Linked DNA regions of Homo sapiens: region 1 is linked to region 2. A link is an interaction called in ENCODE POLR2A ChIA-PET data of the cell type or tissue named here. Cell type or tissue: PC-3. All regions are shown on one strand. Region 1 holds the start of USP54 (ubiquitin specific peptidase 54). Region 2 overlaps PPP3CB (protein phosphatase 3 catalytic subunit beta).

The links. ChIA-PET counts read pairs that join two places held together with the same protein. Peaks named below come from ENCODE experiments on the same cell type or tissue, not always from the same donor. Only the 100,000 strongest peaks of a DNase experiment are listed, where the experiment ranks them.
Region 1: POLR2A ChIA-PET joins it to region 2 with 14 read pairs; 3 of 35 experiments call an interaction of 5 or more read pairs at or near these places.

The regions. Positions count from the first base shown.
Region 1 is chr10:73,588,317-73,596,316 of GRCh38, forward strand. It overlaps USP54 (ubiquitin specific peptidase 54), which reads right to left and starts at 3,026. Exons shown (of 24, transcript NM_001391956.1): 1 at 2,962-3,026. RefSeq lists an enhancer at 3,309-4,059. In PC-3, CTCF peaks have their summits at 4,233 and 4,438; DNase peaks (open chromatin) are centred at 1,415, 3,145 and 3,785; H3K4me3 peaks cover 1,509 bases; H3K27ac peaks cover 2,435 bases.
Region 2 is chr10:73,466,622-73,474,621 of GRCh38, forward strand. It overlaps PPP3CB (protein phosphatase 3 catalytic subunit beta), which reads right to left. Exons shown (of 14, transcript NM_021132.4): 5 at 4,847-4,992; 6 at 4,449-4,588; 7 at 4,266-4,343; 8 at 4,066-4,160; 9 at 932-1,057. Among named protein-coding and RNA genes, the nearest start is that of PPP3CB-AS1, 25 kb to the right of the region's middle. In PC-3, no CTCF peak of the experiment used is centred here; no DNase peak of the experiment used is centred here.

The sequences.
Region 1 (8,000 bases), 120 kb after region 2:
TCAAGCAATTCTCCTGTCTCAGCCTCCATCCATAGTGGCTGGGATTACAGGTGTGTGCCACCACGCCCAGCTAATTTTTGTATTTTTAGTAAAGATGGGGTTTCACCATGTTGGCCAGGCTGGTCTCAAACTCCTGACCTCAAGCGATCCGCCCACCTCAGCCTCCCAAAGTGCTGCGATTACAGGCGTGAGCCACCGCGCCCAGCCTGGGAAAAATGTATTCTAAAACCAGTGCATTCTCAATACAATTCACCCAGACTATTGCAGAAACTTTCTAACTATTCTTTCCTCTCTAATCCCATCTATACAATATTGCAAAAGCAAACTGATGAATCACAATTAGCTTAGAAAACTTCAGTGACAAAATACAGCCAAAACTCTGGCTTTGAATGGCCTTCCACAATCTTATCCCCTGCACATTTCCAACCTCATCTACCCTTAAAACATACAAAAAGATTTGTTCTGTGCACATGCCCAGTTACTTTGTTTTTTGTATTTCTCAATCAACGAATGCTCCTCCCATCTTCCCAGTCCTACCTAATACTAGCAATCTTTTCCACTGAGCAAACCTATTTGAAGAAGTCATACCACTGGCTACTTACAGTGATAGGAACTACTAATAGTCATACATCAGCAGGAAGGAGCAGTCATTTACATTAATTCATTTCCCAAATGATTGTCTTTTTAAATACCTCTCCACACCAACTGGGACTTCTCTCTCCCTCCCAGGAACATCATGAATCAATATTTAACCAGTATATCAATACTTTATTAGAATACAAGGTAGAAAGTTACATTGCCTTACACTCAACAAATGCTCATTCCTTGTTAAACAAATAAATGAAGAACTAAGTTTCATGAGACCAATCAAACTCACATTTTTCCGTTTAGAGATAACTCAGTTACAGGCATAACCAAACAGCTCTTTAGCTTGTCCCTGAATCTCCTGCCAAAATCATATCGCATCTAAATCATACCTTGCGCTTCCAAAAGGTCTACAGAAGAAAGATACTCTATTTTATGGTCAGTAGGACAAACGAAATGTTCTTTCTAAACCCTACTGCCAATAGTAGCAAACTAGTAATAGCAGTGGTTAAAGGAACAAAAATCAATAGCAATTTATTAGGCCCCTGGATAGCAAAACAATGAGTTCCAGAAAGTTACCCTATATAATAACCTTCTGATTTAATCATTTAGAACCAGAGATTTTTATCCCGAATTTTATGAATCACTAAGACTTTTTAAACACTTGATTCCATCAATGCATTATTTATTAATCATTATAAATATACCCGTACTCAAATTATTTCAGTACAAACAATAATGAAAGTATGACAGTGCTATCAACAAGAGGAAAAAAGGAGGGGAAGCAAACTGACAGCACTGGCTTGACTCATTTCTGTTGGGAGAACACTGGTACTGAATGGCACAAGCAACTCCAGTGTGAGAGAGCAAGCACATGACTGACTGGGAGGGCGACAGAGGATACCAAAGAAAGGAGAATATCTATAAAGAAGATTTCCTCTGTAGGGGCAGGAGGTGAAGGGATGAGAAGGAATGAAATCTACTCTAACAGCCTTTACAATACTCAAATGAAAACATGCTACCAGACTTCACACTTTGAGCCAGTTCACATCCTAGCTCTACCACTTACAATTGAGTGACCTTCAGCAGATTACTTATCCTCTTTCATCAGGTGTAAAATTATAATAATGGTAGCCCACTTAGTGAATACAAACTACATGTTTGGCACTGCGCTAGGCACTGGACACATGGTATATCCTCTAATTCTCACAATTAACCTGCCAAATAGTGATTATTTTTCTCACTTTGCAGGAAAGAAAACCCATGTTCTTTCTACCTATGTATAGCCGCTTTGTAGAGGGACAATACTACTACCTGGCCAGGTTGTACTGGGAATTAGAAGTAAATGCAAAGCACTTAGCAAGGACCCAGCACTTACCTCATATTAGGAGCTCAAGAAATCATTACTGTACGAATACAACCATCATTTGAATAAGTGCCTCAACTGAACAGCAATGAAATCCCAGAAACAAGTTTCCTCTCACATCATCTACCATAAAGATGACTTCTAACTAGCAGTAGTTTGGGAGAATCCAAAGCTCATCACTTATAACTGCTTGAAATACCAAAGTATCAACCATCCAGTATCCAAAAAAAAATTTTTTTTTAATACACACACAAATATTCTTAGAAGCTCAAAACACAAAACGCAAGGAAATAGCCCATTATGAAAGTGATATTTGACTCAATCTAAATATCAAATATTAAATATTTTACTTTCAAAAGGATCATAGGCCTCATGCCTCAAGGAAGCAGGTGCTAATGAACAAATTTATCTAACTTCCCAAAAATCATTCCCAGAAGCATCTGTTAACCTGAAGTACTTGGCAAACCATCTCTTAGAATTGACAACATATTGCCAAAATCTTAGTGGATTTTGCCAACACTATTCTGCTGATAGGAAAAAAGAATCATTCAGCTACTTTCCAATTTAGCCACAAAATAGGCTCTTTTTTCTTCATTACTACTTTAACCAGTATGTTAATACTGAAAATAGGTATAAAGAAATCACAAATAACCTTCTTCTGTTTGAAGGAAATTTAAAATACTAAATCCACAATTCTTGCCTTTAATTCTAAGGAACTCAAGAAAATCTATGAATTTTTTTTTTTTGGAAAAAATATGAAATCTCCAAAATCTAATAATTGTAACAGAGAGGAGGGGGAAAGAGCACAAACAACAGCTTGAAAGATGCCTCTTGAAAGTTGAGAGTCCTAAAATCTCAATTTCAAAGTTTAATCTACTGCTATTAAAAGAAATAGCTTATTAATCAGTGCTTGGGAATATTTTTTTTAAAAGAAAGAAAACTTCACAAAAACTAACCGGTTCCTGAATCTTCTATCTATCTGTTTTTACCACAACAACTACAATACTTACCAGACAGCACAGTCAACCTCCAGCAAAAGACCTCTAATCACGAGGGTATCTGTGGGGCAAGTGATACAAGAATGGGGAGGGATATGGGAATAGCTAGAGCTGTGGGGAGGGAAGGCTAGGAGGGAGGAGACGACTGTAGCTAGCAACAATGAGAAACTGTGAATCTAAACCACAAGGACTTCCCGCAGAACAGGATATCAGAGAGAAGGCAATTCTTTTTACCAACTACCAGGAACTCAGCACTGACAATTCATGACAAAGTTAAAAAGGTGGAGCTTCCAATTAAAAACAAAGTAAACTTAAGAAACTAACCAAAAGTAACTTGAAAGGACGTTATCACAAACTTCACCTGAGGCTTAAGAAAAACAATTATGAAGCTGTTTCCTGGGGCATTCCTGATGACAAAGGTCATTAAACAATAAGGTTTGCAGGGTGGCTGCTGCTTCCAAAGAAGGGCCAGTCCCCCACAAAAAAATTCCTTTGCACTGCAGTCAAAAGGAGCACGAGAAGACAACATTTTTGTAGTTGTTTACAGAATAATCAAAACAATGTTATTGTTGGAATCCCTAATTCAGAATTCCAAGACTGGGCTTAAATTAAATCAAATCATTTTAATAGGCAAAACTCCTCCAACTGTCTTAAACGAGCCACACTATTAAAGAAAATTATTATTTAAACTGAGCCATTGGAATCTACTGAGTCAATTTTAAAATGCTTGGGATCTAAGGGTTCTCAACCCCAAAGTCCACAACAGGGAAAGATCTCCACCCCTCTCTCGGGGAAGAGACCTAGTTACATCACCAAGAACAAACAGCAGGCAGAGTCCCACCCCCAAACATGTGATCAGTCAACCGAGAACTTGCATTTGCAGGCAGGGCACAAAGGCCCCAGAGGACCAACACACACCCTTCTATGTATTACCTGAGGTTATAAAACAGTTTTATTGAAAGAAGTTGTTTTATAAGCATACTGATGAAAAAAACTCATCAGCAGAATCCTTGCCAAATATGAAGGTCTGTTGTGTTTCTATAGGTTGAGAGAAAATATACGAGTTGACTAAAAAAAAGATGTAATTAAGATTTATTGGTAAAATTTAACAAACATGGGCAATGTCCAAAACTAATTAAGCTCTTACATTTTAACAATACAGTATATTAAATTGAAGTAGTCCTTTGGCCACAAGGAAAGTGCCACAAAAAAAAAAAAAAAAAAAAAGATACTGTTGCTTTTCTTGTTAACCATTAGCATTCTAACTCAGGTCTCCTAGTGGTGCTAGGTGGAGGAGGAGGTAGTAATGCCATTTCAAAGTGTGAAACACAAAATTTCTACTGATAAGTGCTGACTGCAAATAAAGACATACAAACATCAAGACCAAGCTCTTCAATCAAGTCATTAAAATATAGGTATATATTCATTGTGAAACTAATCAAATAAAACTAGAGTACTGGGACAGAGTTACAGAGCTTCAACCCTGATTACAACTAGACAACATTACTTTTCATGTCTCATCCAGGTAAGGGAAGTGATCCACAGGGAAATCTCACTCTAATAGATTGTAATCTCTCCAGAGGCCCCTCAGAAAACACCTCCCATAAAACTCTGCTATGATACTCACATTCTGCCTTGCATAAGTTATTTTCAGACATTTCTTATTCCCTCTTCAAGACTGCACAAGAGGTTCTGTGCCAAATAGAAAGAGAACCCTGTATCAACCACTGGGCTTCGCCATTCAAAATAAATTGGGTAACTACAAGTTTTTGTTAGGTGAGTGTCAAACTGCCTGTAGAAAAGGTTTTATAGGCCGGGTGCAGGGGCTCACGCCTGTAATCCCAGCATTTTGGGAGGCCATTGCGGGAGGATCATTTGAGCCCAGGAGTTCAAGACCAGCCTGGGCAACACAGGGAGGCCCCTTCTCTACAAAAAAAAAAAAGAAAGAAAGAAAGTTTTTAATTAGCCTGGTGTGGTGGCACGCACCTCTCTGGTCCCAGTTACTCCAGGCTGAGGTGGGAGGATCCCTTGAGCCCAGGAGGTCAAGGCCCCAGTGAGCAGTGATTGTGTCGCTGCACTCCAGTCTGGGCCACAGAGCAAGACCCTGTCTCAAAAAAAAAAAAAAAAAAGGAAAAATAAAAATAGAAAGAAAAGGTTTTGGGTACATGATTGCTAACTACGTCAAGAGGGAGAGTGATACATAGTGTTTCAGATTATTATTTTTTAAAATAGGGTTTTAGTTTAAATGTTCAGGTATTCTAAAGTTGGATGACTAGTTACAACAGTACTTTGTAAAACTGTGCTTCAACAAAACTTAACAAGTCATATTTTTCAAGTACTTTGCAGGGAATATGTAACACCACAATAGGTCCACCTTAGACCAGAATAGACAAAGGTCTCTGAAAAAATATAAATATTATTAGCAAGGAGAAACAATATTTAGGATTTGAGTAAATCAATCAAGAAAAATCCTTGGAGGGTAGTGGGGAGGGTAATGGAAAAGCACAGGCTGAAAAGTCCTATTTGGTCACATTCCGTAGCTTTTCATTATTGGTTTCTACTAGCAAATAGAGTAAGGTACAACAGAATGTTCAATGCATTGAAAGAACATTTTGCTTCTCTTAAAAGTCATAAAAGAGAAACAGAGGATTTCTCTAAGAAAAACCAAAATAACTCCCTCTGGAGTAACCCCAAAGTCAAACCATCATTGTCTTTTATTTCTGAGATGCTAATGATAATGCTGATGTCGGCAGTAAAGGCAGGAACTGAGTGGCTCCGCAGTAGGAACACGAGATTGGAAAATAAAAGACTCTTTTTTTTTTTGAGTCCAAGTCTTGCTCTGTCACCCAGGCTGGAGTGCAGTGACACGATCTCGGTTCACTGCAACCTCCACTTCCCAGGTTCAAGTGATTCTCCTGCTTCAGCCTCTTCAGTAGCTGGGATTACAGGTAGGTGCCACTACACCCAGCTAGTTTTTGTATTTTTAGTAGAGATGGGGCTTCACCATGTTGGCCAGACTGGTCTCGAACTCCTGACCTCAAGTGATCCACCTGACTCAGCCTCTCAAAGTGCTGGGATTACAGGTGTGAGCCACTGTGCCCAGCCAATAAAAGACTCTAGATTTTAGAATGTAGTGACAAAATTTGGGAACTTTTTAAGAGACAGGTTCTTCCTCTGTTGCCCAGGCTGGATGCAGTGGTGTGATCACAGCTCACTGAACCCTCAAATTCCTGGGTTCATGCAATCTTCTACCCTCAGCCTCCCGAGTAGCTGGGACTACAGGTGTGTACAACCAGACCCAGCTAATTTTTTAAAGATTTTTGGAGACAGGGTCTTAGTATGTTACCTAGGCTGAGACTTTTAAATAAACTGGAGGATTGGGGTGGGGAGGGGTGGGGAAGAGACTGCTTTATATCAAATGAAAGCCTTTATCATTTGATCCTGGGGAGAGGGGAAGCTTAATTCAGAGCTGTTAAACTGGAGTTCTAGCAAACAAAAATTAGAGACGGACTTGATCTTAGCTAATAAGGAACCTAAGAGAAAATATTCTAGCCTTTGACTCTAGGTTGTAAGGAAGAATATACCATGAAGTAGATGAAAAACAGGGAAAACTACATAACTAATTTGAGTCTAGTGGGTTTTTTTTTAACTTTTTTTTTTTAATCTTGGTTTTGTTTGAAGACAGAGTCTCACTCTGTCACCCAGGCTGGAGTATAGTGCCATAATCTCAGCTCACTGCAATCTCTGCCTCCCGGGTTCAAGTGATTCTCCTACCTCAGCCTCCAGAGTAGCTGGGATTACAGGTGCACACCACCACACCTGGCTAATTTTTGTATTTTGAGTAGAGATGGAGTTTCACCATGTTGGCGAGGCTGGTCTCAAACTCCTGACCTCAGGTGATCCACCCACCTCAGCCTCCCAAAGTGCTGGGATTACAGGCGTGAGCCACCAAGCCCCACTGGTGTTTTCTTTTAAAGACAGAGTCTCACTATGTTGCCCAGGCTGGAGTGCAGTGGCTAGTCACAGGTGCAATCCCTGTGCAATCAGAGGTGACTCTAGTTTTTATTCTGAGATTTATTCACAATGTTGGCAGAGCATGTGTACCTTAAAGAGCTGGTTGTTTCACTCAAGTATGCATTACTGAGAAGAGGAATATTGCAGAAAGGGTAGAGGGAAGAGAAAAAAACTGATCCAAAGAATACATTTTGGAGAAACTTTGGCTGTTAATCACAGACCTGAGCAGCAAAATCATACAAGAAATCTCTATATTTCTCATATAAATGGACTCTAAAGAAGAGAGGGAGATAGGGGCCACACATTTGGGCTTCTAATTATAGCATCATTATTGTTTAAATTCATTTATTTAACTATATCTTGCATAATTCTAAAAAGTATATCAAATAGCATTATGTCATTATGAACATTAACCACCCTGTCTATAGAACAAGGGTTTTTAAAAGTCTTGGACTGGACTTAAAGCTCCTAGAAAGCAAGAAGAGTATGAAAATCCCTCTCAAGCACACCAAAGAATTACCTAAATGCTAGTCTTACAGAAAGTAATCAGCCGGGCGCGGTGGCTCACGCCTGTAATCCCAACACTTTGAGAGGCCAAGGCAGGCGGATCTCTTGAGGTTAGGATTTTGAGACCAGCCTGGCCAACATGGTGAAAAACCCGTCTTGACTAAAAATACAACAATTAGCTGGGCATGGTGGCGTGTGCCTGTAATCCCAGCTACTCAGGAGGTTGAGGCAGGAGAATCGCTTGAACCCAGGAGGCGGAGGTTGCAGTGAGCTGAGATGGTGCCACCGCACTCCAGCCTGGGCAACAGAGCCAAGACTCCATCTCAAAAAAAAAAAACAAAACAAAAAAAACAGGCCGGGTGCAGTGGCTCACGCCTATAATCCCATCACTTTGGGAGGCCAAGGTGGACAGATCATTTGAGGTCAGGAGTTCAAGACCAGCCTGACCAACATGGTGAAACCCCATCTCTACTAAAAATACAAAAATTAGGCTGGGCACGGTGGCTCACACCTGTAATCCCAGCAGTTTG
Region 2 (8,000 bases):
AGTAAATGAAGAACACCAAATGCAATCTGCAGAAAACCTGTTTAACATACACAGTTTAAGTATTAATTCTGAATTTCAGAACTACAAATTGCCTTGGCAGAAGTGACGTATCTCATACAGAAAGGAACATTTTGTAATATGGAAGAGGTGAGAAAAAATAGAGGGGGATACTGAACAAAATGTTTTATAATCATGTCTGTACTCTCATAATGTCATTTTCCACATATGGAAACTGAGGCATTTTCTTATGAAAAAAATTAACTTAAAATGGAAAAGAACATGATAGGTAACAAAATCCTAAGAATTCTATAGAACTACAAATGAAACACAGAAACAGAATTTCTTAAATAGCATTTATTTTCTCTCAAAAAGCCTATTATGTACTAACAAGTGTTCCTCTAAATTAGAAAGGCATCACTACTAAAATTTTATACATATTTTTTATATAAGAGAAGGAATATTGGGTTACAATCTGAATTTCTCTTTATGATTTCTCTTAAAGTATAGAACAGCTATTAAAATGACTAATATTGCTAAAATGAAGGCTACTAAATTTCCCCAAGAATTTCGGTGGAATGCCCAAAAATGGTGTTAAGATATGCAGAAGGGCCCATTTCAAGCAAAGCAATCTCTCCACCCCTTCATAAAAGATTTAAGCTAAAGAAAAAAAAAAAAAGAAAATCCAACAGCTGAAGACATTGGGCTATTTATAAATCTTCTCCCAGTCCCCCAGACAGCCTCACATGGGGGCTGTAAACAGCTAACTAAAATATCTTTGAGACTCTTATGTCCACACCCACTGACACAAGGAGAGCTGTAACCACAGTGAAACTAGACTTTGGTTTCCTTTAGCAAGTATGTGCCTATGATAGTAAACTGGAGTAAATGTAACAGTAATAAAACAAATTTTTTTTAAAAATAAAAATTATACCTTTTTCTCCAACAAACGGTAAAGACCACGTGAAGACATCCATAAAATTAGGCAACCAGTAAGGATGTGGAGAACAGTTAAACTGTCGAATATTCATCACATTATTTTCATACTTTAATACAGCAGCTGCAAGATAAGTTGAACATCAATAACTTAATAGATAAGTAACTATTTGTCATTAGCCTTAAAAATATAAAATACATAAAAGCAGAAAAATATTAAGAGGAAGGGAGATCGGGGGTGAGTGGAATCAGGGCTGGTAGAGGGAGGAAGGAACTAATTTTTAATAATAACATAGGTTTTGTTTTTAACACTGTTATGTAGAACTATAACTATAGTCAGGTCTTCACATTACTAATGAAATTTCCAGATTCTTTCCAGAATGTTTGTTTTACTTTATAATCCAATGATGAACATACATTTTTACTAAATCCAAAATTGTGAAAACTCAGTTTTTAGAGGAAACACAGAATGGCAATGAGCAATTTTCTAGGTTTTTAAAGTTCAAACAAATTGAGAATTTAAGATCTTTCTAGCTTCAGGCAACCTGAAAAGGATAGCTGAATGGTAATAAAGCAAACAAAAAAATCCCACCCATTTGGAACATTTTACTTATAAATGTATGAATGTATTTGTTTCATTTAATATGGAAAATCAGACAAAATTACTACAAAGAAATATTTTACTTTGTTTAGAAAAAAAATCCTACTAAAACACCAAAAGAGAATATTATAACCAAACAATCCAGAGATAACATTTTCATCTCAAATGCAGGTATCTAATGTTTCAATATGTTGATATAATTAAAATCTTAAATGACCTACATAGATTTCAGTTACTGGTTATATTACTGTATAGAACACTGGGTTAGAAGGGCTGGATTCTCATCTAAACTATAGCACATACTAGCTGTGCAATGCTTGGTAAATTATTCAACTAATGTGTTTCTCATTTATAAAACAGGACTAATATGTCTACCCTGCCTACCACAGAAGTTTAAGATCAGACAATGCATTTCACATGAAAATACATAAAAGTATAAAATGTCTTGTAGATATAATTTTATGGTTACTTTTTTTTCATTTTAATGAAAAGCACTGAAATGCAGATGTTAAATTCCAACATTTGTGATTGTGGCTAATAGAGAATCAAAAGTAATCCTGCTACATGTTACTGTTTACTAACTTAATAAGTATATGTTTGTTTCCCATATGAAATTCCCATCTGAAATAAAAGTATTTTAAATTATATGTTTTGACAATCAGTTCAAAGTGGGAAAAAAGAGTATTTTAAATTAGTCTCAAAAATTATGAGCTGATACCAAGCTTTCAGATCTTTTGTAAGGGATAAAAGAGAGAAAAATCTAGAAAATTGCCTTATGGATAGAATGAAAAATTACAAACATACCCATACAACGTAAACACTCAAACCATTAACACTATTTATGTACAGACTCAGGACTACAAAGAGACATCTGATTTTTGATAAGACAGTCAATGGTTTGAGCCTCTTTTCTAAGTGCTAAAAAAAATCCATCCCTTAACCTCCTGAGTCAAACCAACAAAGGACAATCAGTAAGGCAGTACTCAACTGGACACTGAACACTAGCTCCCTTAATATTAACAAGAGGAAGTCACAGTTGAGGAATTAGAGCACTGGTAGAAAGTTAAATTTAACACTTGGTTCTGTTTTTGAGAATGGAATCAGGGCAGGGGCGCAGTGGCTCAGGCCTATAATCGCAGCACTTTGGGAGGCTGAGGCAGGCAGATCACTTGAAGTCAGGAGTTCAAGACAAGCCTGGTGAACATGGTGAAACCTCATTCTATAAAAATATAAAAATTAGCTGGGCGAGGTGGCGGGTGCCTATGATCCCAGCTATTAGGGAGGGCTGAGGCAAGAGAATTGCTTGAACCCAGGATGCAGATGTAGCAGTCGGCCGAGACTGCACCACTGCATTCCAGCCTGGGCAACAGAGCGAGACCCTGTCTAGAGAGAGAAAGAATGGAATCAAAACTTAGATATGTTTCTTCTCAAAAATGAAGTCATATTTCATAAGATATCTATAGTGTAAGTTCTTGTAGCATATTCTGTACCCAAGTTATCCAGCATGCTACTGTTTGGTCTCAGGCAAGTGTTTTAATCTTTTAACCATCACCTCTCATCATCCAAAAAAACTTCCTCTGTTCCTCTTTTGAACTTACACCATGACCCTTATTTAGCAATGACCTCATTCTCTCTCTAAATGTCCTTTTTAAAGTCTTTAACCTTCTGTTCTTTCCTCTTGGCACATCCACTCCAGTCTGATCCTGAAGCTATGGCATAGTCAACTGAATTCCAGACATGTCAAGACAGAAGAGAAGCTGGCCTCTTAATATCATCTTCCAAAGATGTAAACTACATAAACATACCCAATCTCATCTTCAATGTCCTTGGCACACACTTAACTAGATTAAGACCCTTTGGCACTTTCTGTCAATAAACTGTATTCAAAATAAAATGAAATCCAATTACTATAGACAGGTCAAATTTTCAGGGAAGGTGGGGAAATGAAAATCTCTGGAACGGAAGGCAAAGGAAAAAAGCAGTAAAAATAAAGAGAAGAATGTATCCCTCAAATGAGATGAAACTGAATTAATTAAAAAAAAGCTCAAATACAAATCTTCATGGGGCAGTGATAAGACTGTGGAGGTAAAAGAAGGAAATAAGAAAGGGAAAGAGAACCTAGATCAGTGAACATAAAACAAGAAACATGATAAACTAAACAAGTAGACAGTGCAAATAAAATCATCAAAGCAGCAGCAGCTTTATACAAATAAGAAAACATCCTCAATAAGGGAAAAGATTTAAGAAAGGGGAGTTTGAGAAAATCATGTTTGGTTTTGCTTGATGCACTTAACTCAGAGCACGTTTTACAAAATGGCTTTTCCAAGAGACAAGTTGTGGAATGGGGTTACATATTACTTAGTTTCACATTTTGGATTTTTATTTATTGTTCTCTCCCCTCCATCTTACAGTTATTTATAAAGAAATCTGGATACTAATAGTTTCAAACAACACCCCTTTTTTATTATATTAAAAAAAGTCAATTAAAATACTAAGTTGTTTAACAATTTTTTTTATCAACAATATCTTACCTTTATTATTGTAGACATCTAAGTAATTAGGTGCCGAAAAAATTGTTATTAATGAAGGGAACCCTGTAGTTTGACTTTTTCTGTACATTCTATAGCTGCAAAACAAATAGCTTAATATGCATCGTAAAGCATCAATCATGGTTACTAAGTTTGATTTATATTTTAGGTGTTAATTTGGGTCAGGGAAACAGAATTCTTACCCTGCATCTTGAGCTTCATGAGCTCTAATAATCGATAACAAATTATTGTTTTGCAAAAATTCACACACTGCTGGATAGCTGTGGGGGAAAAAGAGTAAATTAAGTAAAATAATGGCTTTTCTGTATGAAGCATATGCTATGTTAACAACTAAAATGTGATTAATCTTGGATATTTTTCCTTACTTATAAAAATAAGAACATCCTCGAACTGTATTGTGACTAAAATGTTCCTGTGATTTTTCATTTCCAAAATCTTCAGAAGGATCGGACCATAACAAGTCACACATTGGTCCAAATGCAGGTGGCTCTTTGAATCTATCTAACTGTGAAAGAAAGAAAAGAAAGAACAGAAGTAACTCATCAAAAAGTAAGGATAAAATGTGCATAGGAAAACGATACCAACTTTGAATACAGTTCATACTATATTATTGTGAATAAACAGAAGTTATTTCCTTAAGATATCAGTATACTAATTTTTACTATTACCTAATCTTGGCAGTGAAGTGAAGTTTGAAACTTCTGCTCTACTCAACAATGTACTATAAATAGAAATCAATCTCGGAAGTAAAATATATACTTACTCTCCTAATATCATCCAGTGTGTGTATTTCTGGTGAAAGTCCACCATGAACACAAAGAAACTGTTGGTTTAAAAGTGCAGCAAGAGGCAAACTATCAAAAGCTTCCATACAAGCTTCATAGACTCTTTCCGAATACTTAATTTTACCTAGAAAAACAAAAAACTAATTGAAAATTACATTACTGGTGGTGGTGTGACCATTTTAAAAACATATATATTAGATTTTTATTTCTTGTTCTCTCCCCTCCTTTATATCTTATAGCTATTTATAATGAAATTGAGATAGTTACAGTTTCAACTGTAGTAATAGCCCAGACAGACAGACAGACAGATGGCAAGAAAATTATAGACAGTAAACAGCAAAGTGGTGGCCAGGGCTTCAGAGTGAGTGAAGGGGTGACTATAAAAAGGTAGCAAGAGAGAACTTATGGCATGATAAAACTTTTCTGTATCATGATAGTGGTAGTGGGCAACTCTATGCAGTGTCAAAAGTCACAGAAGTAAATACCACAGAGAATAAATCTTACTGCACACAATTTTTTTAAGGAAAGCATCTTCCCCTATAAGAATCAACAAAAATATGCAAAGTTATCTGTCTTATGAAGACAAAATATTTGCTCTCTCTAAAATTATTCTCGATGATGTTATGTCTTATGAAGCAAAATATTTGCTCTCTAAAATTATTTTGGATGACAGAAAAGTCATCACGTATTGTTAAAAATAAGTCAGTCAAATCTCTAAAAACAGGCCAGGCACGGTGGCTCACGCCTGTAATCCCAGCACTTTGACAGGCCAAAGCAGGCAGATCGCTTGAGGCCAGGAGTTTGAGACCAGTCTGGCCAACATGGCAGAACACTGTCTCTACTAAAAATACAAAAATTAGCCAGGCATGCTGGTGTGCACCTGTAATCCCAGAGACTCAATGGGTGAGGAACAAGAATCACTTGAACCCAGGAGGTGGAGGCTGCAGTGGGCCGAGATCGTGCCACTTGCACTCCAGCCTGGGCGACAGAGCAAGACTCTGTCTCAAAAAAAAAAAAAAAAGAAAGAAATCTCTTAAAAACAGCTCAACCCTTCACCTTTATCGGCCAAATAAGGCAAAATTAGAACTGTACTTGAGGTTAAAATCATTTTAATACTTGCTTTATTTTATTCTAAGAGTCAATGACTACTTTATTCTTATTACAGGCAAGATGACTACATCATCACAACAAAATTCAAGGTTCATCCATTTTTTCTGAAAAATAAAAGATAATAGCATGCTCATGTCAGAAAAGCTGAGGGGTTCCTCTTGCCTACAATGAATACTTTAAAATGGGCAGTGAAGCAGGAAGCCAATATAGAAACACAAGAAAGACAAAACTCTACCAAATCAAACTATCATTTACTTTTAGAGAGATATCATGCACTTTCATTTGCTCCTTTACAACTTTAAATTCCTATTTTGGTTTTGATGAGATTTTGGTAGGTGGTTTGTTATTTATCTAGGCAAAGAAAAAGAACTTAGTTCCTATTTCCTGTTTTAATACTGTAATATTCAAATATTAAAAAAACTATATATATATCCAGCAACCAGAGATTCTACACTGGCAGTCTGCTAACGACTCTGTTTTCTAGCACTGTGGTTTAATAAAAATTCTAATTTGACTGCTTTTAGGTCAAGCATGCACTTTCCAGGTCTTATCTTACTCATTTAGGTTAACTGCCTGATCCTTGAAGTTATAAGAGTATGCCACTTCTGCCACTACCCATCACTGTATTTTTCTCCTGTTGCTGCAAGTCTCTACTTAGTATGACCTTTATTGGATCATGTTTTGAGTCTCAAAACGTTGAAATTATTTCTGCTTTTAGAATTTAACTCTACTTAATACAGTCATAAATATTAACTTAAAAAGCACAAAGGCAGGCCAGATGCGGTGGTTCACACCTGTAATCCCAGCACTTTGGGAGGACGAGGCAGGTGGATTACTTGAGGTCAGGAGTTAAGAGACCAGCCTGGCCAACATGGTGAAACACCGCCTCTACCAAAAATACAAAAATTAGCAGGACGTGGTGGCGCATGCCTGTAATTTCAGCTACTTGGGAGGCTAAGGCAGGAGAATACTTGAACCCGGGAGGAGGTTGCTGTGAGCCGAGATTGTACCACTGCACTCCAGCCAGGGCGACAGAGCGAGACTGTCTCAAAAAAAAAATAAAAATAACAAAAATAATAAAAAAGCACAAAGGTTTGAGGTGTGAAAAAGGCCTAATCTTGTTCTGTAACATATGGTTACTTACAGGTATTAGATTACCATTGCTATAATAATTTGAGAGAGAAAAGGGATAAACATTGCAGGTTAAGAATTTCACCAACTGTACCTGACTAGTCTTAAAACAATGATATTTAAAAAAACAAAAAAATTTTAAGAAGAATTTCAATCATTAATAGCATGATTGAAATGATCTGCAATGGTAACAGGATAAACAATTTGTTAGGATTCCTCACAGGAATGCCTCAAGATTGAAGGACAAAAATCTCCAATGCAAAATAACATTTTTTTCTTTTGGTTTTTATTTTTTCCTGTTAGAAAAAATATATACATTTTTTTTTCCTGAGACAGAGTTTCGCTCTTGTTGCCCAGGCTGGAGTACAATGGCGCGATCTCGGCTCACTGCAACCTCCGCCTCCCAGGTTCAAGTGATTCTCCTGCCTCAGCCTCCTGAGTACCTGGGATTACAGGCACATGTCACCACGCCTGGCTAATTTTTGTATTTTTAGGAGATGGGGTTTTGCCGTGTTGGCCAGGCTGGTCTTGAACTCCTGACCTCAGGTGATCCACCCGCCTCGGCCTCCCAAAGTGCTGGGATTACAAGCGTGAGCTACCGTGCCTGGCTTAGAAAAATTAATTGTAACATTAAAACTTATATATAAAACTCTAAGTATGTTTGTAAAAGTTAAACATAATAAGAAATTCTGAAATGAAAAAAAATTTTTTTTTTTGAGACAGGGTCTGACTCTATTGCCCAGGCAATTGTCCGTGCAGTGGCATGATCTCAGCTCACTATGACCTCCGATTCCCAGGCTCAAGCGATCCTCCCACCTCAGCCTCCTGAGCAGCTGGGACTACAAGAGTGTGCCGCCACACCCAGCTAATTTTTTTTTTTTGTATTTTTGG